5 separate regions of the Homo sapiens genome follow, and all the other regions are linked to region 3. A link is a loop called in an ENCODE intact Hi-C map of the cell type or tissue named here. Cell type or tissue: GM12878. All regions are shown on one strand.

Region 1 (5,000 bases), 96 kb before region 3:
AGACGCCAAGGATGCCTGCACAGGGGAAAGACCATGTGAGAACAGGGAGAAGGCAGCCGTCAGCAAACCAAGGAGCAAGGCCTCAGGAGAAAGCAAACCTGCTGGCACTTTGATCTTGGACTCCAGACTGTGAGAAAATAAATTTCTGTTGTTTAAGCCACACAGTCTGTAGTATTTTGTTAGGGCAGCCCTCGCAAATTACAATGACTGTATGATCAATTATGTTTTTCCAAACATAGGTTAGGTTTTTAACATTCAAATGAGGAATGAAAGGACCCTAATTCAGGGAGGCAGTTAAGCAAATAAAGCACTAATTTTAGAGGCAGTCTCAACCAAACCCACTCTTCTAATGCGTAGTTGTTTAACAAAGCGGCACAGTCAGCACCATACAGGAAAACTGACTTACTATGTGCCAGGTATTGTTCTAAGCTTATTTATTTATTTATTTATTTATTTATTCATTTATTTATTTATTTATTAATGAGATGGAGTCTTGCTCTGTCGCCCAGTCTGGAGTGCAGTGGCGCGATCTCGACTCTCGACTCACTGCAACCTCCACCTCCCGGGTTCAAGCAATTCTCCTGCCTCAGCCTCCCGAGTAGCTGGGATTACAGGCACATGCCACCACGCCCAGCTAACTTTTGTATTTTTAGTAGAGACAGGGTTTCACCATGTTGGCCGGGCTGGTCTCAAACTCCTGACCTCAAGTGATCTGCCAGCCTTGGCCTCCCAAAGTGCTGAGATTATAGGCGTGAGCTACCGCACCCAGCCTCTAAGCACTTTTCTATATAAACTCATTTAATCTTCACAAGACCCTACTGGGCAGGTGTGATTGGAAATTGAGGCACAGGGAGGTTGGTTACTTGCACAGCTGGGATACAAACCCAGGCAGGCTAGAGCCACGGCTTTGCTTCTAACCAGTAATCCATGCTGCTTCCTTAGTTAATAGCTCTAATGCTTATTACCCCTCCCTCACCAACCACTCAGCAGGACAAAGTGGTAAATTCAAATTCAGGCTCTACTCCTTATTCCTCCAGGCAGTTTCATTATCTGAGTACTTGGCATAATAATATCTTCCTGCTGTGGGGGTCGCCTGAGATAATGATACAGGTGCTTGCCTGTGGAATCAGCCCCAGGCACTGCAGGCCTGTTTGCAGTCCCCTCTGTATCTCGGGTCTCAAGTTCCCTCTGATGATATTCAAAGAAACTCCACCAGGGCCTTAGGTTCCATCAGGGGCTTCTTCCAGATCATCTTGTATCGGTAACGCACAATGATTCAGCCACACCCATCCACAAAGGCTCATTACCTCTTGCTTTCAGTAAACCAGGCTGAACACAGGTAAGAATAGGAGAAAAAAGAGGTCCCAACTCATGCTTCCCTGACCCCTGTATCTCTTCCCTAGGCTTCTGGAGAGCCTGCCCGAGGCAGCTGGCAGCCCTTAGAACATTAGAAGGAGAAAGTTTTTGGATGCAAAGTATTCGTGAGGAGGGCTCATTGAAAAGAAAAGGCAGCCTATTGAAATTCAAGTTAAGCTTAGACCAGATCCTATGGCTAACTCCCATAGGATATCCTCCCGCTATCTCATGTGGGGATAGCCATAGGATCTGGTCTATGCTTGCAGAGCCATACAACCCTCCTCCCCACACCCAGTTGCCCGTAAGTACAATTTGAGCTCCCCACCCACCATGGTCTGCTGTACATCTTGATACCAGACCTGCCTTTCCTGGAGCTGGCCTCAGATGGATTCAGCTGGATCCAGTCCAACCAGATTGTAAGCTCTGGCCCTCCAGATAACCTCTGTGGCTTCCTCCAGGCCTCCCACAGTTGGGGCCTCTTGGAATCACAGTTGATAATGTTAGTTGCCAGCAATCACCCCGATCTCTAAAACTTCATCTCCGTGCTTTCCGTTCCTTTGCCAACCACCTGTTCAGGCTGATGATGACATTTAATGAATCTCCTTCCTTCCTAGTCTTGATAACAGCACAGGTCCCTCACCATACGAAGAGAAACAGCCTTTCAAGAACCTGCTTTGGAAATTGGCACTCTCGACATACAACTGCATTCCTTTCAGCTCACATTACTGCAGCTGCTCCAGTGCCAGCATCTAAACCATCTCATCTTGTGTCCAGTGCAGTGAAATCACCTTGTGGGGAGAGCAGTCAATGTGTTGGTAGGGACCAAGGGCCGAGCCTACCCCACTGGGAACTGGCTGGGCTGGGCCCTGTGTTTGATAGAAATCCTAACATATTCAGAGCCATAGGAATTTTCTTTTTTCTTATGCTGATAGTTTACTTCCATACTACTAAAATTTGCAAAACAAAATGCCACAGGCTAGGCTAAATACAGTGCACATTCTATCTCTCTCTCTTTTTTTTTTTTTTTTACATTTTTTTGAGACAGAGTTTCACTTTTGTCGCCCAGGCTGGAGTGTAATGGCATGATCTGGGCTCACTGCAACCTCCATCTCCCGAGTTCAAGCAATTCTCCTGCCTCAGTCTCCCAAGTAGCTGGGATTACAGGCACCCGCCCCCAACCATGCCTGGCTAATTTTTTTTTTGTATTTTTAGTAGAGATGTGGTTTCACCATGTTGGCCAGGCTGGTCTCAAACCCCTGACCTCAGGTGATCCACCTGCCTCGGCCTCCCAAAGTGCTGGGATTACAGGCGTGAGCCACCGCGCCGGCCATAGTGCACATTCTCACATGCGCTGCATGGCCACAGGGAAAGGCATAAGCTTTCTTGTCCCCCTCCATCTGATATAAATAAATAATCCAAGAAACAGAGCATTTACTTTTTCAGGACCAGATTTATTCATGGTATTGGCTGCTCTTCTGGTAAATGAGCTCGGCTTCCAGGAATCAAGCCTGCCCACGTAAACATGGCACCCCGACCCCTGAGAATGTTAGCTGGCCACTCCTCACCATATACTCCTGCCATACCACAAGTGGATGGCTAAATGGTTCACGCCCAAACTGTCATCTATCTAGAAGCTATTACAATCTAGATTTTTAAAGTTACGTATTCTAGATCCACAAAAGGTACAACAGACTAAGTGCACTTAAGTTTTGCAATTTGTTTCAGCTTGAAGGATTTCCATACGTAATTGCCCACAGTTGTTATGCAGTGTCAGAGAGCTAGCACAAAAGGCGGTCTCCCTGAGACATAAACCAATCTAAACAGAGCTGTCACTATAGTTTTTACACAGATGATGATTCTCCCTTCTGCAAATTTAGGTCATGGTAATCTGTCTGTTACTTTTGATCTTCCCATTGAACTATGTTTCTCCATCTTGCTAGTGTCTTCGATCGTTTTCTTTTGTGAAGGGGCAAAAGAAAAGTTATCCAAAAATTCTTTTTCCACTCTGGTAAAAGTAGTTTTAAGATAATACTAAAAAGTAATGTTTTATCGCCCTCTACTGGTATATGACATTAATAGCCATTTGCAAAAAAGTTAACTTTTAGAGAAAAGGTAATAAAATTCAGAAAAGTCAAAAAAAAAAAGAGCCTTTTATGTGCCTTTAACATTTGTCTTATTTTTATTTTTATTTTTTTGAGATGGAGTCTCGCTCTGTAGCCCAGGCTGGAGTGCAGTGGCATGACCTTGGCTCACCGCAACCTCTACCTCCCAGGTTCAAGCAATTCTGCCTCAGCCTCCCAAGTACCTGGGATCACAGGCACGTGCCACCACACCCAGCTAATTTTTGTATTTTTAGTAGAGATGGGGTTTCACCATGTTGGCCGGGCTGGTCTTGAACTTCTGACCTCGTAATCCACCTGCCTTGGCCTCCCAAAGTGGTGGGATTACAGAGGTGAGCCACTTCGCCCAGCCAAAATTTTTTTCTTTTTCTTTCTTTTTTTTTTTTTTGAGATGCAGTCTCGCTCTGTCGCCCAGGCTGGAGTGCAGTGGCGTGATCTCGTCTCACTGCAACCTCCACCTCCCAGGTTCAAGCAATTGTCTTGCCTCAGCCTCCTGAGTAGCTGGGATTACAGGCGCACACTGCTACGCCTGACTAATTTTTTGTACTTTAGTAGAGATGGGGTTTCACCGTGTTGCCCAGGCTGGTCTCGAACTCCTGAGCTCAGGCAGTCCTCCCGCCTCGGCCTCCCAAAGTGCTGGGATTACAGGCGTGAGCCACCGTGCCCTGCAGTTTCATTTTTATAATATCTTAAGGTAACATAAATACTTTACCTTTTTTTTTTTTTTTTTTTTGAGACGGGGTCTCTCTCTTGCCCAGGCTGGAGAACAGTGGCGTGATCTTGGCTCACTGCAACCTTTACCTCCCGTGATCAAGCAATTCTCCTGTCTCAGCCTCCCAAGTAGCTGGGACTATAGGCGCCTGCCATCACACCCAGCTAATTTTAATTTTTGTATTTTTAGTAGAGACGGGGTTTCACCATATTGGTCAGGCTGGTCTCGAACTCTTGGCCTTAGGTGATCCACCCACTTTGGCCTTCCAAAGTCCTGGGATTACAGGCATGAGCCACTGCACCCAGCCATTTGCTTTGTTTTTTAAAATTTTTATTTATTTTAATATTTTTAGTAGAGATGGGGTTTCACCATGTTGGCCAGGCTGGTCTCGAACTCCCGGTCTCAAGTGATCTGCCTGCCTCTGCCTCCCAAGGTGCCAGGATTACAGGAGTGAGCCACTGTGCCTGGCCACTATTTTCATTATTGTTCATTATACAGGCATCTTTTAACATTAGGTATCTGACTTGTCTGCATCTTTTGTTCTAATATTGAGCTTTGCTGGGGGAAAAAAAGTTTATCAGTTGCATAATTTGGGGAAACTTTCTAAAGATACTTATTAAGAGAGAATTTCTCTTAGATATTCTCACTCTCTCTGAAGCATCTTTCTTTTAATTAATTAATTAATTAATTAATTTTTTTTTTTTTTTTTTTTTTTTTGAGACGGAGTCTCGCTCTGTCGCCCAGGCTGGAGTGCAGTGGCAAAATCAGGCTAACTGCTACCTTGACCTCCCGGTCTCAAGTGACCCTCCCAC
Region 2 (5,000 bases), 840 kb before region 3:
ACCTTTGATAAAAGTAGTCAAGAGGAATGGCATGGTAATAACCGTAAAATAACAGCTAATAGTTATTGAGATTTTATGATATGAGAAGCAACATATTAAGTTCTTTATGAGATAGGCTTCATAGGAATCACATTTATTGAGTGCCTATTATGTGACAGATTATGTTTTAACATTTAATGCACTTACCGTTTTAAATACTTTACATGTGTCAATTACTTTGATTCTCATGGTGTCGGAAATATTATCTCAGTAGGTTAGATAAGGAAACCAACTAGGTTTACATCCCCAAGATCCCCCTATCTATTGCAATACCTCTGAAGGGATCACCACGGCTCATGGCTGCCTGCAGGGCAAGTTTATGGGCCTGTGTCCTACTATAGGCAATGGCTAAAAGAATCCCTTAGAGCTTTACCACAGCTAAAGCACAGCTAAAGCACAGGAATTGGTTTTTAAAGTTCCTTAGGAGTCATTTGTAAGTGGCACAGCCAGTATTAAAAGGCAAGAGTTGTGGCCAAGAGTACCAGACTCATAACCTCTGTGGTATACTGCCTTTCCTAGACAAACTGCTAGGAAAGGAAGATGCCACAGGCTAGAGATTCAATTAAATTGATATTTAGAAAGAGGCAATATTGGCAAAGATGAGAGCCTTCGTCTGAATTAAAAGTGGTATTAAAAAAGATCAAGATGGAGAGGTGAGAGGTTATGCAGACTGGCATTAATTAGCACTGAATGGTTTAAATGCTCCTACAAAATGTAATAGGAGAGGTCTCTGATCAGTGAGAAAGGGAGGTTAAAGCTAGGGCCTTGCAGATCACAGGAAATAAAGAAAACAATCCTCTTAGGACAGGCAAAAAGGGACCCATCAAGAAATAAAGGGAGCTGCAGTGGGCCCAGCTTTTGTTAAGCCAAACGAATCCCGGGGAGAGGAGACAATTCTCACAAGGTCAGGGCCAGACTGCTTGGCAAGTCACAGAAGTGAGTCTGTGCTGAACCCAGCTCCTCTCCTTGCACATGCGAGGTTTTGAAGCAGCTGGCAGGGAAGAAAGGATGGAGCGTGTGTCCCTGGAGTTGGGAGGACTACTGGCCTACTGCGAGGTAGATTGTGGCTTTGTCCCATCATCTTTGTCATCAGCAGCAGAACAAAATTGGTCACATCCCCTGAATCAAGGGGGCCAGAGAAAGTTCTTTTGACAGAAAGGTTCCCAAAGATGTATTTCAATGTTACTATTTCCTCCATTTCTAATGGAAAACTCAGTCTGTAGGGTGCTAGGATTTCTCCATTTTTAGAATGTTTCTCATTAAATATCAAACGGAATCTGTGTCTCCATCCTGCAGCAAGTGAACAGATGCTCTGTTTTACTCGCCTTAGGCTGCCCAGTTTGGTATATAACCAACGCATCCATCCTAACTTTAGGGGTATCAGATATTAGCCCCTGCTCCAAATAAATACATACATTTGCACACAAATAATTCCAAGAAGTTTCACTTGCTCCCCTGCTATCAGGAGCTGTAGATTATGCAGGGAAGTTTCTGGAATTCGGTTTGTGTTGAAGTTTGTTTCCACTAGGGAGAGTCCTACTACAAGTCACAGACCACTGCACAGGCTGCTTAAACAATAGGAAATTTACTGAATATGTAACTGAAAATACAAAAAGGTGGACTTCAGAGTCAGTTTAATCCCGTGGTTCCAACTCTATTTCTACAGTTGCCCTGGCTGCTGTCATATTTGTGTGTCAGCTTCATCCCATGCAGCTTCCCCCTGTGGAGGGGTGGCTACAGTAGTTTCTGACTTCACATCCACATACCGTAATGTCCACAGGAAGAGAAAATAGCCGTCGCTTCCCATACTTACTCTTAAGAGAAGGGAAATGTCTTGCCCAGAAGCTCTCGTCAAACTTCCTCTAGCATCTAATTAAGCCAGATTCTCGAGGCCCATGCATTGATTGGGCCAGTCCTGCCATCTTGACCAATCAGTGTCAAGGAGGGTGGGATGTCCCAAGACATCCCAGTCCTGGGGTTGGGCAGTTCCTCTGGGGCCCACGACCTCTGTGAGGAGAGATGGGTGCTGGATCAAAGTTGGGACTCTCAGAGGCAGCAGAAAGGGGTGAAATGGGTTCTGAGCAGGCTATGTCCTGAGGGCCATGGGGGCAAATGAAGAGAAGCACACTGCTTAGCAGCTTCCCAGACAGCTGAATTCTGCTGATGGCATAAAGGGGTGATGAACTCTCTATTGCAGTACCTCTGAAGGGATCTCCACGGATCACGGCTGCCTGCAGGGCAAGTTTATGGGCCGGTGTCCTACTATAGGCAATGGCTAAAAGAATCCCTTAGAGCTGTGATCCTGTAATGGTACTTTAATGGGATTGGTTTTTAAAGTTCCATAGGAGTTATTTGTAAAGTCCTGTCCATTCTGACAGCAGTCACTAGAGGGCTCACAGAGACGCCTTTCGGGGCTGCCCTCTAGAGGCGGAGCTGAGAAAGGTGGTGCTAAGCCGTCCAGCAGCTCAGAGCCATGGAGTTGATTGGGGAATTGATGGGTCTCCCAAGACCTCAGAGGAGTAATCTTGGGAATGTAAATGTTGGTGGAGCGTCTACAGACAATGTATGAGTCATTCAGAGGATGGCGCTTGGAGCAGTTCTATCTGTGCTGCCCAATATGTAGCCACGAGCCACGTGCTGTTATTGAACATTTGAAATGTGTCCAGTCCAAACTGGGCTGTGCTCTAAGTGCAAAATACACACTGTATCACATATTATCAAGGGTTGGAGTGAAAGAGAAGAATGTAAAATATCTCAATATTTTAAATATTGATTACATTTTGAAATCATGACATTTTGAATATATTGGCTTAAGTAAAATATATTATTAAAATTAATATCACCTCTTTCATTTGATTTCTTTAAAAGAAATTTAAAATAGCATATTTTGTGACTCACATTATACGTCTGTAAGACAGTACTGTGTTATGCCATTTGCTAGGGCGAGAAAGGAACTTGGTGGAGGGTGAGGGAGGAAGTGGAAGGGCCAGACACACTGAGAATTCCTGAGAGGAAGCTTGAGCCAATTCACAGAGACCTTTCACATAGGTCCCTGGACTGGGGTAGGGTTTCATTGCAGGAGCTCACTAACAGTTTGATAATGGTGATGATGATGATAATAATGGTAAGGACAACTTTCCCCTAATGAAATTGTCAAGGCTCTTTCAGTTGAAGCCTTCATTTCTCTAGGTACTGCTGAAAGACAGCCATATCCCCTGGATGCTCATGTGGCCATACTCATTTCTGTTTTCGCATTGCCACAGTTCCCTTTTCTCATACATAAACCTCATGCCTGATGAACCTGTCCAAAATTGCACCGTAAAAAAATTCTGCATTCCAGATTAAACTCGATGCCGAGCACATTAAATGCATCCCACAGTTGCCCCAGAGTTTCTGTGTGAATCAGAACAAATGACTAACGTCAAACCTGGATACAGATAAAAAGACACAGACATAAAAATTCTTACACATGCATTTATCTTTTTTTTTTCCCTAGAATATAAGTGTTCGACCATTTAGCATTTAGAGACTGGGAAAATGAGCTTTCACAAAATACTGCTGCTTGTGGGACCTGTCTCTTTCGAGGCAAACACATCTGACCCTTCTGGTAACATCACCTGTCACTGCTTGGCATGTGTCAGACAGATAAGCGTGTTGTGCTTCACCTCCATTTTCAGAGCAACACAGTGGAAATCTTCCTTCTCTTTCAGAAGGCAGAAATTCACTACTTTTCAATATTTTTAATGTAATTTGCTGAAGATAGGTGAATAATGTAAACTGTTAAAACCAAGGCTTCCCAAAAGTTTTGGCCAAGGCCAAAAATCAAAACAAATAAAGTGTAAGAAATTGTGTGAAGTAATAAAGTAAGTTATAATTCTAATTTCTGGGGCATTAATGTGAGTATTCCTTGGACTGTCAAGGTGGTAGGAGCTGATGGTACCAGTATTCAAGATGCTGCTTTCAGAATATGGCTCTGGCCTCCTTGTGCCACCTCACCACCCCTCTTCTCCATATCAGCCCCTGATGTCCACAGTGGAGTGTCCACCTTTGATTTCAAAGGCACTGCCACAGCCATCCTACAGGGCTCTTCTTCCCTTTCCCTCATCACTCTAACCTTTCCAAAGTGAAGAAACCAAGCTTTCTCCACCCGCCAACCAAAGCTGAGGAATCCTTTATTCCACAACTAATATGACAAAAATGTAAATATTTATTTCACATTCAGGCAGGTGGGATTGACATTTGACAATGAATTAGGCTTCATTTTAGAAAACATACAAGAGAACTGTGTGCATCTTTCAGCTGCAGTTTCAAGGAATGACTTCAAAAAAAATCTACACTTCAAATGCAAACAGAGTCCCCAGTGATAAAGAGGACATCCCTTATGAATGTACAAGTTCTAATAGATCTGACAAAGATCAACCCCACCATGAATGCAAGAGCAACTATTCAATAGCATTGCTTTTTGCCTGAACTCTACATTGTCCCTGTTTTGAAACCAGAGAAAAACTAATTTTGCCTCTCATTTAGGGTTTTTTAAACAAAAACCTGTTGAAATATCACACCCCCCTTTTGTACCCACCTTCCAACCTGAGTACATCTCAAAAAAGCACACACTACAAGTTTGTTCAAAAGTGGTAATGAGGCTTAATACAAAGAAAATAAAATGTAGTGAAGGTGAGCACAACAAATATACTTTTTCATCTTATTTAAACCCTACATAGTCCTTTATTCAATAATACTCAGTTGCTATGCTGGCAACCCCACCCACCTCTCTGCCCACCAGGGCCCCACCCCGGCTACTGCCGGCACAAGTTCAAGCAGGGACATTGGCAACCCTGCCCCCACTTGTGTCCTGCTGCCAGCCTGAACACATGCAGGAATGCAGCAGCCCCATTTCTGCCAGGACCCTGCCCCAGCCGACATGCATGCACCCTGTGGCACTGCTACAGCTGCTGGCACAC
Region 3 (5,000 bases):
AATCAACTCTGAATTAACTTTCAATGCCTCTGTGTAAAAATGCATGTAAGACTTTTTCCAATAAAATCAGGAGGCAGCATAAACATGCCCAATATGGTAATGAGAATAATAATACCACTAACTGCCATCGTTGCATACTAAACCATTTACATTCTTATCTCATTTAATTTTCTCATTGACATCAGAATTATCCAACAAGATCAGTCCGATGTCACAGCAGATGTATGAAACCCTGTAGCAAGGAGTCCAGGAATGGTCAATATTTGAAAATCCAACTAGCCAGGTCAGCAATGGCCCCAGTCTTCTGAGGTTTGCTCTTTGTGAAATAAGCCTGCAGAATAAACCCAGTTGTCCAGCAGTTTCAGCTACCTACTTCAATTTACTTGTGGCTCCACTAGCAAAAGTATTAACGGATTATGAACATCTTTCCAAAGGCGGTGTACTAGCTGAAGTCACAAAAAGAAGGAGAAAATGAGGCTGGATGGGCTCACTGGGGACGTAACTCATCATGAGGCTTCCTGATTTGGGTGATGGATGATGTGTGTGGTACTACACTGGATGTGGTATTTCCCATCTTTTTTCCTAGGTGGATTAAGAGCTTTTTTGTCTCTGCATCTTCCAAGTTGAGACTTTTTTTCTTTCTTTCTGGAACACACATATATATACATATCTCCAGCTGGTCTATCTTAAAAACCAGATCGAACTACAGTATCAAACACAGCCTAAAACAACATTTTAAGAGGCTGAGGCAAGTGGATTGCTTGAGCCCAGGAGTTAGAGACCAGCTGGGCAACATGGGGAAACCCCATCTCCACGAAACATACCAAAAAAAGTTAGCTGGGTATGGTGGCGTGCACTTGCAGTCGTAACTACTTGGGAGGCTGAGGTGGGAGGATTGCTTGCACCCAGGAGGCGGAGGCTGCAGTGAGTTGTGATCATATCACTGCACTCGGGCCTGGGTGACAGAGCAAGATCCTGTCTCGAAAAAAAAAAAAAAGCAATAGATGAACATGCATGCATGTTTATATAATATATAGATAGATGATATTAGTGTAAATGTATAACATTGTGTGAAAAATGTAGCTTTAGTCCCCTTGGAATACACAGATGAGTATGACTTGCTCCCTGCTTCAAGGGGCTGCTGATCCAGCAGGGATCACAGATGTGGAGCAGGTAATAGAACAAGATATGTAATGCAACAGGTGCCTGGGCTGTGGGGGCCCAGAGAGGTTGCACCCAGATGGATGAGTCTCCTAGAGCCCATTACCTCCTTCACAAGGTCTTTAGTGCCCAAAACCGAAGGACAAAGTAAGGGGGAGGGGCACGGAGAGGCCCGCAGCAGCAGAACTTACGGGAGATGGGACGGAAGAGGAAGTGGTTGCGTGCCCTTCAAATTAGATTGTCTAGATACTTGTCTTTCCCCTCTACGTAAGATGACTCATTCTTAGTATATTCATGTTTAAAGTTGCTTTGGATTTTAAGTGCATGGAAGACCAGGATCATGTCACACTAATGTGTATGGCACAGCATATGACATAGAACTATGCTGAAACTGTGCTTAGCACATAATTTTTGGAGATGACAGAGATATGACCAGGCAGAACTGTCCTCAGGTCAATTTCTAAAGTACATCAAAGTACTCTGGTTCCCCCCGCCCATCCTCTTGACTTCTTGTACTCATTCTCTCCTGTCCCTTGGCCTGTCTCTATGTTGCCTTTTAGCTTCTCAGAGCCTCCTTGCTTTGGGTCTCACCCAGGCCTGACACCCTTGCCAAGACCTCTCTATATTAGCCTTTCGTCCCCTCTCCTACCTGCCAAACTTCTCTGTCATCTGTCCACCAGGGGGAGGGCTATATTATTCAACTAACACTAATGTACGAAAACCCACATTGCTAGCTTATTGTACTAACTATCTCAAGAAAATTTAATTTTTAAAAGAGGTGCTTGCAAATTTCAATAAGCAAAGGCTTCGTCTGAGATTATTTTCTTTTTGCATTCCTGGCCCTCTCAAGTTATGCCTTCGGGAAACTGCTTCTCTAAGGGCTAACCCAAGCTGGCCCTTAGATGTATTTGTTATGTTCAAGTGCCCTCTGGAGGCAAAAACAGTCTCCTATTAGATAAAAGACAGGTCTGCCAAACACCCACAAATGATTGGTCCCTGTGCTGTGGGGTCCATTCATTCCTTTCCATCTTTCTTTGTGCAGGTCTAGCACAGCCCTGCCTCCGGGCCTTCAGCTTAGGCACGGAATCTTCTTTGGCCTGGAATAGCCATTCTAAAGACTGTCCCACGATTGGTTCCTTCACATCATCCACTTTAGCTCAGCAGGGCTTTCTCAGGAGTGCACCACATCTAGCCAAGCCAACCTTCCCACTCTGTCATGTCATGCTGTTTCCTTGTCTTCCTGCATGCAGCACTATCTGAAATAATCTTCCATTCATTCAACACATTCCTTGAGTGCCTGATCATATGCCCTGTCTTATGCAGTTGAGATAGATCAAGGTACAAATACAACACGTTCTCTATCCTAGTGGAATTTACAGGCCTTGTGAATTACATGGTTTCCTTTTTCATCATCAGCCTCCCGGCTAGAATGTAAGCTCTGGGAGAGCAGGGACCTCTGTCAGCCTTGTTCACTACTTTATCCCAAGAGCCTAGAACTGTGACTGGTACATCCTTCATGGTCAATCAATATTTGTGGAATGAATAAACAAATGTTTATATTAGCCAGGCACAATGGCTGTAGCAAGAGGATACCTTGATGCCAGGAGTTCAACACCAGCCTGAGCAACATAGCAAGACTCCCATCTCTAAAAAAAATTGATTTTTAAGTTTATATTTTCTATCAGGATACACAACTAACATTTTAAACTTCTTTTGCCGTGACAAAGTTAATTCATTCCATTATCACAACTATAAAAAATGAGGCAAATTATATACATCATTATTATTCAAATGATCAGTAACAACAATAGTTAGCATTTGTTGACCACTTACTAAGTACTAGAGGCTATAAGTGCTTTATATGTATTGTCTCATCTTCACAAATTTTTCTGAGGCAAGTAACACCATTCTCCCTTTTTTTTTTTTTTTTTTTTAAGACGGAGTCTGACTCTTTTGCCCAGGTTGGAGGGCAGTGGCACAATCTCGGCTCACTGCAACCTCGACCTCCTGGGTTCAAGCGATTCTTCTGCCTCAGCCTCCAGAGTAGCTGGTACTATAGGTGTGCGCCACCACACCCGGCTAATTTTTTTTTGTATTTTTAGTAGAGACGGGGGTTTCACCATATTGGCCAGGCTGGTCTCGTACTCCTGACCTCAAGAGATCCACCTGCCTCAGCCTCCCAAAGTGCTGGGATTACAGGTGTGAGCCATTGCATCCGGCCCATTCTTCTCTTTTTAAGATGAGAAATTTGAGGCTTACAGGAGCTTCTTACCATCGCAAAGTCATCAGGTGGGAGAGCCAGCTTTTGGGGACTGGTCAGTCGACCCAGAGTCCATGCTGTCAACCTCCACCACACAGCCACGTTCACATCATGATGTCTGCATCACTCAGCAGCTCCCTCTACCATCTTCTAAAGAAACTCTACACTCTCTTAGCAGGGCCTGTGAGACCCCACGAGATCAGCCCCACCTCCTTTGCTAGTCTCCTTCCTGTTACTTCTCCTCCTACCCTGACCAGAGCCCCTGTAGCTCCCGGACACGGGACATGGTCATGGCTTCCCCACCTCCTTGCAATCTTATGGTGTGTTCCCTCCTTCTGCCCTGCCTAACTCCTCCTCCTGCTTCAAGGCTCAGCTCTTGCCCCCTCCAGACCCTTTCCTGGTGCTCTGGGTGCCCATGCACTGCTGCTCCCAGCTCCTTGTGCCTGGCTCTGTGATTCTTAGTGAATGGAATGAGGTGTGGCTTTTCATCTCCAAATTTCCAGTGCTTAATTGGAACAGAGAGGTTGGCAAAATACTTTGAATGATGGTGCATTTGGGAGTTGGCCATGTTTTACAACTTTAGGCACAGTGACGAAAAGAATACTATTGTAAATAAGAGGGTTAGGGCTGGGCACAGTGGCTCATACCTGTAATCTCAGCACTTTGGGAGGCTGAGATGGGAGGATCATTTGAGGCCAGGAGTTCGAGACCGGCCTGGTCAACAAAATGAGGACCCCCCCCCCTTCTCTACAAACAAACACACCAACAAAATAATTTAAAAATTGGCCAGGTGTGGTGGCACATGCCTATAGTTTCAGCTACTTAGGAGGCTGAGGCAGGAGGATCATTTGAACCTGAGAGCTCGAGGCTGCAGTGAGCTATGATCAAGCCACTGCACTCCAGCCTGGGCAAGAGAGCGAGACCTTGTCTCTAGAAATAAATTAATTAATAAAATAAAATAAGAAGGTTAGAATGTGGCCCATGGAAGTCCTCAAAGGTGCAATCACATGAAGCTGAGAAGCAGCGGCATGGAGCAGGGAGTACTTAGAGCGTCACCTGGCAGAACCTGATCTTTCCTCTTATTCCCACCCCAAGAGACTTTTCTGACTCATCCAGCTGGAAGCAGAGAGGCTAGGATTTTCCCTTCAGGTGTCTGACCCAGAGCCTTCATGCTAAGTCCTAAGGTGGTGTCTCAACTGTGCTGGGCCTTTATTTGTGTGTCCTTTCAATGGTTGTATCTGCCTACGTTTGACCAGAATAATTAATTTAATGAAAGCACTTTAAAAATGTTTATAAACAGCTAAGTATCTAGTGATGGGTGCCATATAAATATTTAGATACAAAGGGTCTAAATTCAGATTATTTTTACTGGGGGAACCATTATTAATGTAATTATAAAATAGTACATTGCAGATATGTACACACGAGAGAGAGAGGGGAGAGAGAGAGAGAGAGAGAAGCTGTGTACACTTGCTACTTCACAACAATGATACAATTCAACAGATTTATGACAATGATCCCTTTAGACAGATACTAAAACTCACCAGGGGCAGAGCCCTGGGCCAGTCAAGGAGAAGTC
Region 4 (5,000 bases), 1.1 Mb before region 3:
CTCACGGGCTCAAGTGATCCCCCTACCTCAGCCTTCCGAGTAGCTGGGACTATAGGCATGCACCACCATGCCTGGCTATTTTTTTTTTTTAATAATGAGAAAGGGTTTCATTATTTTGCCCAGGCTGGTCTCAAACTCCTGGGCTCCAGTGACCACCTTCCTCGGCCTCCTAAAGTGCTAGGATTGCAGGTGTGAACCACCGCACCCAGCCTTGGATTTGCAGAGTTCTAATTATAATCAGTTTTTGAGAACTGTTATGGCTTTACGTAAAACAGTAGAGCATCATGTTTTAGACTGCAAATATGTATACTGAAATATACCGAAACCTAGTATAGTGAATATACTGAAACCTAAAAAGTTAAGTCTTCCCACCTTGGCTTGATTTTCCTACTTTTACTAAGTCCATTGCTTTATCCCTTATTACTGCTGCCTCTGCTTTAGTCCCAAATCCCAGCATTGTTTCTTAGGAGGGGTAAAAGTTTTTACTTTTTGATTGAATTTTCAATGAGCTGAAGTTATCTCTTAAATATTTTTTTCTTGTTTGAAAGCAATGTTGCTTGACCGAATATCTAAAGGAGCTTTAAGTGCTTTTTAAGTACTTGGTTGTCTCAGAAATTGCGTGAATAGTCTGATATAGCCACTAGAAACAACCCCAACCATTTTTTATATAACTTGTTTCTTCTAGATATACCTTAGATGAATTTGGAACAGCCAGAAGAAGTACAGTTGTTCGTGGATTTATTGATGCGCTCACAAGAGGGGGCCCCGGAGGTACACCTAGACCAATTGAAATGCATTCTCATGACCCTTTGAGGTATAGTAATCAGACAGCAGAAGAGGAGTTGATGTTTTTCCAAAGGAAATCTTCATTAACATTTAGTTTTCATTAGGTATGTAGGAGATATGTTGGCTTGGCTCCATCAAGCTACTGCTTCTGAAAAGGAACACCTTGAAGCTCTCTTAAAGCATGTAACTACACAAGGTGGGTCCACCAATTGTATTGCTAATGCCTAAATATAGAAAATAACACAAGCATCTCTGTTTCTGTTCTTGTTGCCATCTTCTTCACTTAGATAAACACCTTGATGGTACAATAAGCATCCTGATTACTCTTTCTCTTCTCTAGATTCTCCCTCATTCTGCTAATAGACTTTCTCTTCCATCACCTTTGTCCTGTCACTCAACTGTTCAGTTTTATAGTGAAACCTAGTGACCTTTCATATCAAACCTAGACTCCTCTGTGTCACTTTTAAGAAATTTCTGGAATATTTAGCATACATTTTCTCAAATCCTCTGCATGACACTTTAAAGGTACAGGGTGATATTATCTTAATTTTATCTGTGTGTAAACAGGCTGAGTGACTTGTTTTAGGTCTTTAAGCTACTAATTCTTTCATTTCTGCTACCCAGCCTCTTTTTTCATTCTCATGGCACTGTTTTAAAATTTTAAGACAATTATCATATCTGTTAGTATGTTTCTGCATTGCTATAAAGGAACACCTGAAGATTGGTAACCTATAAAGAGGTTTAATTTGACTCACGGTTCTGCAGGCAGTAGAGGAAGCATGATGCCAACATCTGCTTCTGGTGAAGGCCTCAGGAAGCATAGAGTCATGGTGGAAGGCAAAAGGGGAAGAGCCAGCATGTCACATGGTGATTGAGGGAGCAAGACAGAGAGATGGGAGAGATGGGGAGGTGCCACACACTTTTAAGCAACGCTGACTATTGTGAGGACAGCACCAAGCCATTCATGAGAGATGCACTCCCATAGCCCAAACATCTCCCACAGGCCCCCACCTCCGACATTGGGGATTACATTTCAACTTGAATTTAGAGGGGACAAACATCCAAACTACATCACCATATGTACTAAATGTACTTAAAATTTTTGTCTTGATGTCAAGGAAGAAAAATAACTGTAGTTGAGAGTTGCTGATGTCTTGTTTACAGAATTCCAAATCTTCTTAGTTGTGATTACCTAAAGAGGCCTGTTTTAGAGTTTGAGGGTTTAGTGTATGATTTTAAAGTGTTCTATTTTTGGTAGGAAGTTAAGAGAGACACTGTGGCTTGGTATCACTTGACTATTTTACATAGCTCAGCCACACATCTCTGTGGTTCACATTATCTGCAAGATGAGTCAGTGTTACAAATTGGTGGTAATACTAACTTTATAGCTTCTAACTCTTCAGTATCAAGATTAGACTCAGCATATATGTTAGATTGGCACAAAGTGTGCATCGTTAGGTTCTCTTTCTGTTATTATTCTCCTTACCCAGTTTAAATAAATGTGTTTCCTTAAAGATGTTTTAGAAAAGTATAAGGCAGTATTAAGGAAGTAAATAGACTGTAGTTAGTTGAAGTAGGTTATTCTACATGAATGACTTCAATCTTCTGGGCCTCAGTTTTTCCATCTGTGAAAATGAAGGTGATTACAAGCAGTAAATGTCAAATACCCAGTACAGAGTTTGATAAATAGTTGGTGTTTTGAAAATACCAGTTTTTCTGAAAGATTTCAAGGTATATTTTTCATCTTTATACCCTCAGTGTATGTGCTAAGCAGCACTGCCTGGAACAAGATGTTTGTAAAACAAATGCTAATACATCTTGGCATCACTTCATTCAATTAATACATTTCACCCTCTTTTTTTCCTCTGTCTTATAACTTTAATCTTTTTCACAAAGAAATATTTATTTTATTAACTCAAAGTCAGATGAATTAACAAGGCTTTCTAGACACATTAGGTATTATCACAATTAATATGTTAACACAATTAGTAATGTCCCAAGAGATATCAAACTTACTAAAATATTGTTATGGTTATTTTAAAAGTCATTAGTGCCATTAATTATATGTATTATATATTATTTGTTAGTTTTTTGAACTTATATGAAGCAAAGTATAATATGGAAACAAATATTAATTATGTAGTCATTAATTTTAGGTGTTGAAGAAAATATTCAAGAAGTTGTTGGGCATATCACTGAAGGTGTGTGCAGGCCTCTAAAGGTAAAATATTTTGTTTTTACATATGCTATATGGTACCTGCTTAAATTATTACCTTATTTATAGAAACTTAAGAAACTGATACCAGCTCAAATACAATCTATAATTTTTTCAAATTAGCACACTAATGTAGACTAATAAGAAACATTTTAAAATAATAATTGCCAGTTTTCTCTCTGAGAAAGAAAATTGGAAATATTTGTAGTTTGCATATATTGACCTATTTTTTACAGATTATATTTCCTGTAGTAATTTTTCTTATTCAATTGAGAAAAAAATCTATTAAATTTAAACAGCGAATCTATGAACTCTTAACAGAGAGATTTACTAAGAATATTTTGTTTACTTGATTGCTTCAAGCATAGAAGAGTTTTTGCTTGTCATAGCAATAAATAATGATTAATCCAAGGATAAAATAATGTGTATTGGTATTATCATCAATACTGTTTATAGTGCAAGGAACAGAATTTGGAATCAAATTTGAGTTAGAATTCCCATATTGCCACTTAATTGTGTTTACTTATTGCATCCGCTTAACTCTTCTGCACCTGAATTATGCTCTGGTGGGACCTGTATATTAAAACACCTATCATCCAGGGTTGTTGTGAGGATGACTGTGTAGATGAAGTACATAGTTTATGACACTAAGTATTTAGCAGATGGTAAATACCTTTATTTTCCTTTATTAATATTTAGAGAATACTTGGCAATTGTTGGTTTACTTTTCCTTGTAAACCAACTTCATTGATTGACTTTAATTTCATACATAGAAATTGAAATCCAGAAGTTTAGTAATTAATTTTTCAAGAAATGAACTTTAAAATTAATTTTATTTTATTTCTAAGGTTTTTGTTTTTTTGGTATATGCTTCAGGCAAGGAAATCTCAGATGACACACTTGGTGACAATTGATTATATTGACAAATTTAACTGTTACTCTAACTTGATCTCATAGGACCTAACTGTATATTCAGTAAATAAATGGCTAAGTATCTTGAAATTATTTTACTTATTTCTCCCAAATGAAATATTTACTTGTCATAGTTTGATGTAGACATATATAACTTATATAAATGTTGTTTATTTTGTATACTGGCAGTTACTGGAAAGGTAGAAGAAGAGGAGGAATAAAATGAAATTTATTTTGCTATGCTTTTATACCTTTTTATAACTTCATATAGTTAAATTAAACTCCTAGTCACTTTGATAAGTAAATTTTACTTTATCTGCCTTACCTTCCCCCCTTCCTTGCTTATGTAATTATGTTTCTTTTTACAATTTTTCTAATTTTTGTGGGTACATAGTAGGTGTATGCTTTTCCTTTTCTTTTTAAAAAGTAATTTTATAAATACTATAATTTTAGAATCTAAGGGTTATAATGGACTTTTCAGTTTCCTGTCCTGGTTTGAGTAAGAATTATTATATTAAAAATGTTTAAACTAATCCAGCCACTTGTATAAAGACTTTATATACTGAAGTCTGCCTTTGTTTTAAAATGTACTTAGAAATTCTCACTTCATCTTCCTTTAATGTACATACCCAGAAAGATCTTTATGGCAATTGTAGGACATTATTGTGATCTGCTGGCAAATTTAAATGTAAGATGCCAAAGGTAAAGAAGACACTAGTAAGCAGACAAGCATCTTTTTGTTGTAAAATGAAGAAAAATTCCTTTTCTGAAATGGCAGAAACTTCAAATCTTTCCATATGATGATAATATGTATTGCATCCAGAGAATATTTAGCAGGTGTTCACAATAGTTACGTATCAAATTAGCTTGATAGTGATATGTAATCCAGCAACTCTCATACCTTCCCTTCCTTATATACTGATAGACAGTGTTACAGTATTTTAAGAATTTTTTTTCTGTATGACCTTATTTGAGTATCTTATGTTTTCAGTGAGATAGTTGTTAGTTGAGGAAAAAAATTTCGACTTTAATTATTTTTTTTTGCAATTATAATTCTGAAATTTTCTAGTGATCAATCTGCTCTTGT
Region 5 (5,000 bases), 990 kb before region 3:
ACCTAAAGCAGATGCAGATCTATTTTAGTTAGAAGTTGTAGTTTGGGCAATCAGCAAAAGAGTTTAATTTCTTCCTTGGTGGAGGTGTAGAATGTTGGACATGCTGCTTGTAGTAACCTGTGGGAGGCCCCCCTCTTGTCCAGGTCAGACAGGAGTCCTCCCTAAATACTGTGTGCCATGGATCTTCAAGAAGTGCACCAGAAATGGGTTTTGATGAGTAGAAAACCTCAATCTCTCCTCATTTTCATCCAGACTGAGGATGAAATGAAAATGAGAGCTACACCTGTCCTTGAACATGAGCACAAGCTGATTGTGTTTGGAGCCACAGTAGAAGACAGGAGCCATAGGAAGTCAGGGGCTGCCTCCCCCCATCACAACAGGGGCTAGCAATGGCCTTCTTAGGGGCAGCACCTAGACCACGGTGCTCAGGGGGGAACAGCATGTCTGGAGTCTGTGGCTCACGTGCCCATAAGATGCCTTCTTCCCATGGGATGTGACTGGTGAATAGGTTAAAAACTAGGACTTTGAATCCTGATTTGAAAAGTAAGTGTGATTCTTGAGGGAGCTTCTAGGGTGCTGCGAATGTCCTGTTCCTTGATCTGGATGATGGTTAGACAAGTATGTTTATTTTGTGATCATTCATCAAGCTGTATATTGATGACTGTGAACTTTTCTATACATATATTATAGTTCAGCAAAAAGTTAAACAGGCATAGTGGCTCACATTAATTATGTCTTTTTTACAATTACTTCATTATAGAAGAATGTATTAGTAAAGCTCGAGTATTGATTTCACCTCATATTTTTAATGATGATCCTAGAGGTCTTACATATTTTCAAATAACAAATAATAATTCATTCTCTTTATTCCTGCAGGTGGAGACAAAGCTATATCATTCAATCCTATGCCCTTTGTTAGGAAATATTTACTTTTTAAATGGAAATAAATATTGTCCTTGACAAGAGTGTGGCAGCCATTGGGCAAGTAGGATGGTATTATTTAGAAAATGTTGATGCTTAACAACACAAAAGCCTGGATTTTTTAGTTACCAGATGACTAATATTTGTTTGTTCATTTTTGTTCTGTTTTGTTTTGTTTTGTTTTTTTCATTCCTAATGTCATAAACACAATGCCTTATTTTAAAATTGTTCTCTCTGTTTGATGTTAAATTCTTAGAGTCAAGCACTGTATCTTTTTTATTTTAAAATGATGGTACAGTTGGCAGTATTACTAATGTGCTTGTGAGATTGAAAAGGACAATACTTCCCAGAGGCCTGTTAGACTACACACCAATCCAAACTAACCTTAAGTGACCAGATATTCAATATTATAAAATACAGTCACTAATTTGGACTCTGACCCCAAACCAACAAATGACCTAGAATCTGTCTCAGTTTAATCTCAGCACACCTGAACATCATTTATCTATAGGCAGCTCCTCAAGCTAAGTGGCCATCCAAATACAACTGTAACACAATTTTCATGTAGAAGTCCAACTTGAGTTTACCGAGGGCATTTTCCATTCCTCTTTTGTTGAAGGTCTTCTGATAAACATATAACCTGAAGGCAAGTGAGATCATTTTTCATTCTAGCCTACAGGAAGTGGAAGCTAGGCTGGAAGTGGCCCCAAACAGCATGGATTCTGGGGGGAGAAAGTGTGGTAAGAAGGGAAGCAAGCTGGTTGCTGCAAAGTTTGATGCAGGGCCGGCTCCATCTGGTCACATAACACGGTCCACTCCACACAGCCCATTTAATACATTAAGAAGGGATAAGGAGAAGGCTGTGCCTGGAAAAGCTGTCATCACCTTCATTGATGAGCCAAGAGCTTCTATTCATGGAACACTTAGAATATACCTATTTGTCAGAGTACAGCACACCTGACATCACCTGCAAAGAATAGCTCAGGTGCAGAACCCGTCAGGAGAACATCCTATGAGGGTAATGGCATGGCCTAGAATAGCTGTGAGCAATGAGTGGTGGATTCTAGATTAGTTGGTAAACTCCAGCAGAGACTTGGAGGAGACCACCACTACCTAGAAGAGGCAGGAGCTCTGGGCTTCAGATCCGTCCAACTAGTATTTGCTGAACAGTGTTCTGCACCAGGGGCAGTAAGCATTGGATATAGAAGTCAACAAGACCTGAAGTTCACAAGGAGTTCATAGTTTAGAACACAGTAGACAGTTCACTGAGTTGGAATTTGTTAGAAACTGTAAATAACCAGAGCTTTTAGTTTACTGTAAAGGAGTGAATAATTCATGTGGCAATTGTCCAGATGTCTACAAGGAGATTTCCAGCTCCTGTTCTCTTAGATTCAAAGTTAAGGAAACCTGTTTTGATGAAGATAATGTCCTTAACCAAGGCCCAGGAACAGGGGAGAACAGTGAAGTCCTTCAAATAAAGTTTTCAAGAGAATAGAAAGAGAGGAACCTCTGGGCTCCCACTCTGAAGGCTGGTGGTTCAGGAGCTCCCAGAGTATGGGTGCTGAGATGAGCATGCATCCTGGGGACAGTCTGGTAGCCTGAAAAAAATGTGTCTGAGGGCTAACATGTTCAACTCAGTGTCATTTGGTTGTGGGAACTCCTAAATGAGCAATGTATTAGGGAAGAGCAAGTCTAACTTGATGAACTGCCAGGGACTAGGCAGGAATTGGAGTGAAGGCCCAGTCTCAGGTCCTTGGCCTTGATCATGGCCAACCGCAATATGCTTCAGCCTTGTGGCTATGGCATAGTCAACAGAGAACCTTTTTGAATGCCTGGAATTCAGCTAGCTCTACCTTTGGAAGAAGGATACTTGCTTTGCAACAGCAATGAAGGTCATCAAAAGAGGTGCATCTGAGTCCCTGCTCCAGAAATAAAACTGGAAAACTGAGAATTTGTTGAAATTCTAGTAAACTCCTTGGCATTCTGGGCTATATCAGGGTATATAGTGAGGATGTCGGAAAACTGAAGGTAGTAAGGCAGGGATTAAAGGGGTTGGATTTCTTGTTATCTGGCCATGTGAGAAATTAAGTATTTTACTTTGGGTCTTCACTGGTAAATACTACCTTCTCATATTTATTTAGTTTTTCTAGCCAGTCAAATTTAGCAGTTGGGGGTTTTATACCAACTTTGGTGACACTAATGTTAATAAATTCTGATAACCCACTACCATCAGACCAGCCCTTCTCAGATTGAAAATTAACTTATGTCTATGGTCATTTTCTAGTTACTATTCAGGAGTTCTCTCGTACACACAATTCATCCTTTAAATTGTTAACAGTGTCTACTTACACTCCTCCATCAGAAACAAAAAGGATCAGAGAATTTACCCTAACAGGTATTTCTGCTAATCCTTTTATTTTTGAATTATTTAATATTTTTGATAGGGCATTCAGAAGAGACCTCAGCTGGAAGATTACACCTCATACAACATCTTGCTTTTCTAGTTTATCTTGTATTTAAACTAAATCCTTCAGATGAGAAATTGAAGCAGAAGGACCACTCCCAAATCAAAACGGAGAGAGTAGGGGTTAAGAGTACTTGGAGGATGGAGGATTTTCCACTTTGCTCAGCTTTGGGGAGTGAAGGAAATGATATATCAAAGTAGGGACAGAACTCAATGCCCTGGGATACAAATGTGATGTACAGAGAGTAGGATGATCTCTATAAGGTACAGTCAGGATAGAGCCCAGCAGTGCCTCAACCGTATACATCCCTGGCTCAGGAAATCCTGCACTCCAACAGCAGGAAACATAGGAGCACTCTGAAATCCTAGGGCTTAAAACTCCTCACTGGTGGAGAAGGGTTAGCAGGCTAGCAAAGGAAGCTATATGAACCCTAGTGAGAAGAGAGGAGGAAATCAGTGACCCAAAACAACCAGGCTTGGGAGGCCAGGCTAAAGGGAGAAATTTCCCTCTCCAGGAGATTACAGGAAGCTGGTCCAGACCTCTGCGGCAGCATGAATAGCCAGAGGAAGGAATGGGGAGGCAGATAAAGAGGGCAGCTGAACACTGGCTCGGCCCCTTTTAATCCAGCTGACAGTGAGTGGAAGGAGAATAGTGGATGCCCGGACAAGGGCATGTGGTTCTAGGTGATCGTGGGATCCTGCAGAGTTTGTTGTCAATGGGCAGGGAGTGGAGAGGAGATGCACAGTTGTTAGGACTGGACAGTTTGGAAATCACATTTCAAGAAAATGACAACCCCAGTAGGGTAAGTGATATTGAAACAAGGTTTGCAGAGAGAAAATGGTACTCACTTATATTTGCACTTTTAAGATTCAACTTTACAAAGGTGGCATTTCAGACAAATATGAAATTGATAATCATTTTTTATAGGGCTCCCAGGAAGAGCCACTCTGTGATGTGAATTCTATCTAGCCCTGCTGATTTGAGGTCTCTGGATTCCAGAGGGGACACTTGGATTTGACCCACAGCAACCCTATTAACTCATTGCTGAAATGAAGCAAAACTTTTACTTGTTGGTTGACTGATTGATTCGTGTAAGCCCCCTCAGATTCTAGCATGCATGAGAAGAGGAAGAAGCCTGATCAAACTGTCTCCCATCCATAATACAATAACTATACATTATTAAGAAAGATTTGCATCTGAAATGCTCAAGACAACTGAGACACTTAATACTATTAATCACATTATGAGCCCCAAGAGATTGCTTACTGGAAGGGATTTTGAGAAATTTACAGATGGGAAATGGAAGGCACCACAAGTCTGCTGGTTCTCTGCCCATTTTTTTTCTCAAAGGTAGGAAATGTCCCTCTTCATTGTGAGATTGGCTCATCATGCTGTGAACTATAATGAGCAGACTGGGTCAAGGGTCAGGGGAGTGGAGTGAAAAAGAGAGTGTGGGTGGTCACTGCACAAAAAGCCAGTTCCAGGCAAGATGGTCAAATTTAGTTTCAGCAAAGTGTTCTTGCACTGCCTGCCAAGAAGATGGGGTTAATTGGTAGGAAAGTGTGGGAGGAAACTGATGTTAGTGGAACATTTAACTGCATGCTTTAGCATTTA

The links. Peaks named below come from ENCODE experiments on the same cell type or tissue, not always from the same donor. Only the 100,000 strongest peaks of a DNase experiment are listed, where the experiment ranks them.
Region 1: a loop joins it to region 3, with 3 times the contacts of the local background. A loop is called at or near these places in 8 of 110 quality-filtered maps.
Region 2: a loop joins it to region 3, with 6 times the contacts of the local background. A loop is called at or near these places in 13 of 110 quality-filtered maps.
Region 4: it touches region 3 in a loop (5-fold over the local background); 50 of 110 quality-filtered maps call a loop at or near these places.
Region 5: it touches region 3 in a loop (2.4-fold over the local background); 11 of 110 quality-filtered maps call a loop at or near these places.

What each region holds. Positions count from the first base shown.
Region 1 is chr13:40,679,760-40,684,759 of GRCh38, forward strand. No RefSeq gene overlaps it. Among named protein-coding and RNA genes, the nearest start is that of FOXO1, 16 kb to the left of the region's middle. RefSeq lists enhancers at 150-914, 915-1,679, 1,680-2,444. In GM12878, no CTCF peak of the experiment used is centred here; no DNase peak of the experiment used is centred here.
Region 2 is chr13:39,940,521-39,945,520 of GRCh38, forward strand. No RefSeq gene overlaps it. Among named protein-coding and RNA genes, the nearest start is that of LINC00332, 240 kb to the right of the region's middle. In GM12878, a CTCF peak has its summit at 2,437 (motif pointing left); a DNase peak (open chromatin) is centred at 2,451; H3K27me3 peaks cover 157 bases.
Region 3 is chr13:40,775,545-40,780,544 of GRCh38, forward strand. No RefSeq gene overlaps it. Among named protein-coding and RNA genes, the nearest start is that of MRPS31, 6.9 kb to the left of the region's middle. RefSeq lists an enhancer at 1,703-1,752. In GM12878, a CTCF peak has its summit at 2,091 (motif pointing left); a DNase peak (open chromatin) is centred at 1,870; H3K27ac peaks cover 727 bases.
Region 4 is chr13:39,686,818-39,691,817 of GRCh38, forward strand. It overlaps COG6 (component of oligomeric golgi complex 6), which reads left to right. Exons shown (of 19, transcript NM_020751.3): 9 at 686-814; 10 at 891-982; 11 at 2,943-3,007. Among named protein-coding and RNA genes, the nearest start is that of MIR4305, 25 kb to the left of the region's middle. In GM12878, no CTCF peak of the experiment used is centred here; a DNase peak (open chromatin) is centred at 2,127.
Region 5 is chr13:39,782,350-39,787,349 of GRCh38, forward strand. It overlaps a transcript of COG6 not described here and the pseudogene RNY4P14. Among named protein-coding and RNA genes, the nearest start is that of MIR4305, 120 kb to the left of the region's middle. In GM12878, no CTCF peak of the experiment used is centred here; no DNase peak of the experiment used is centred here.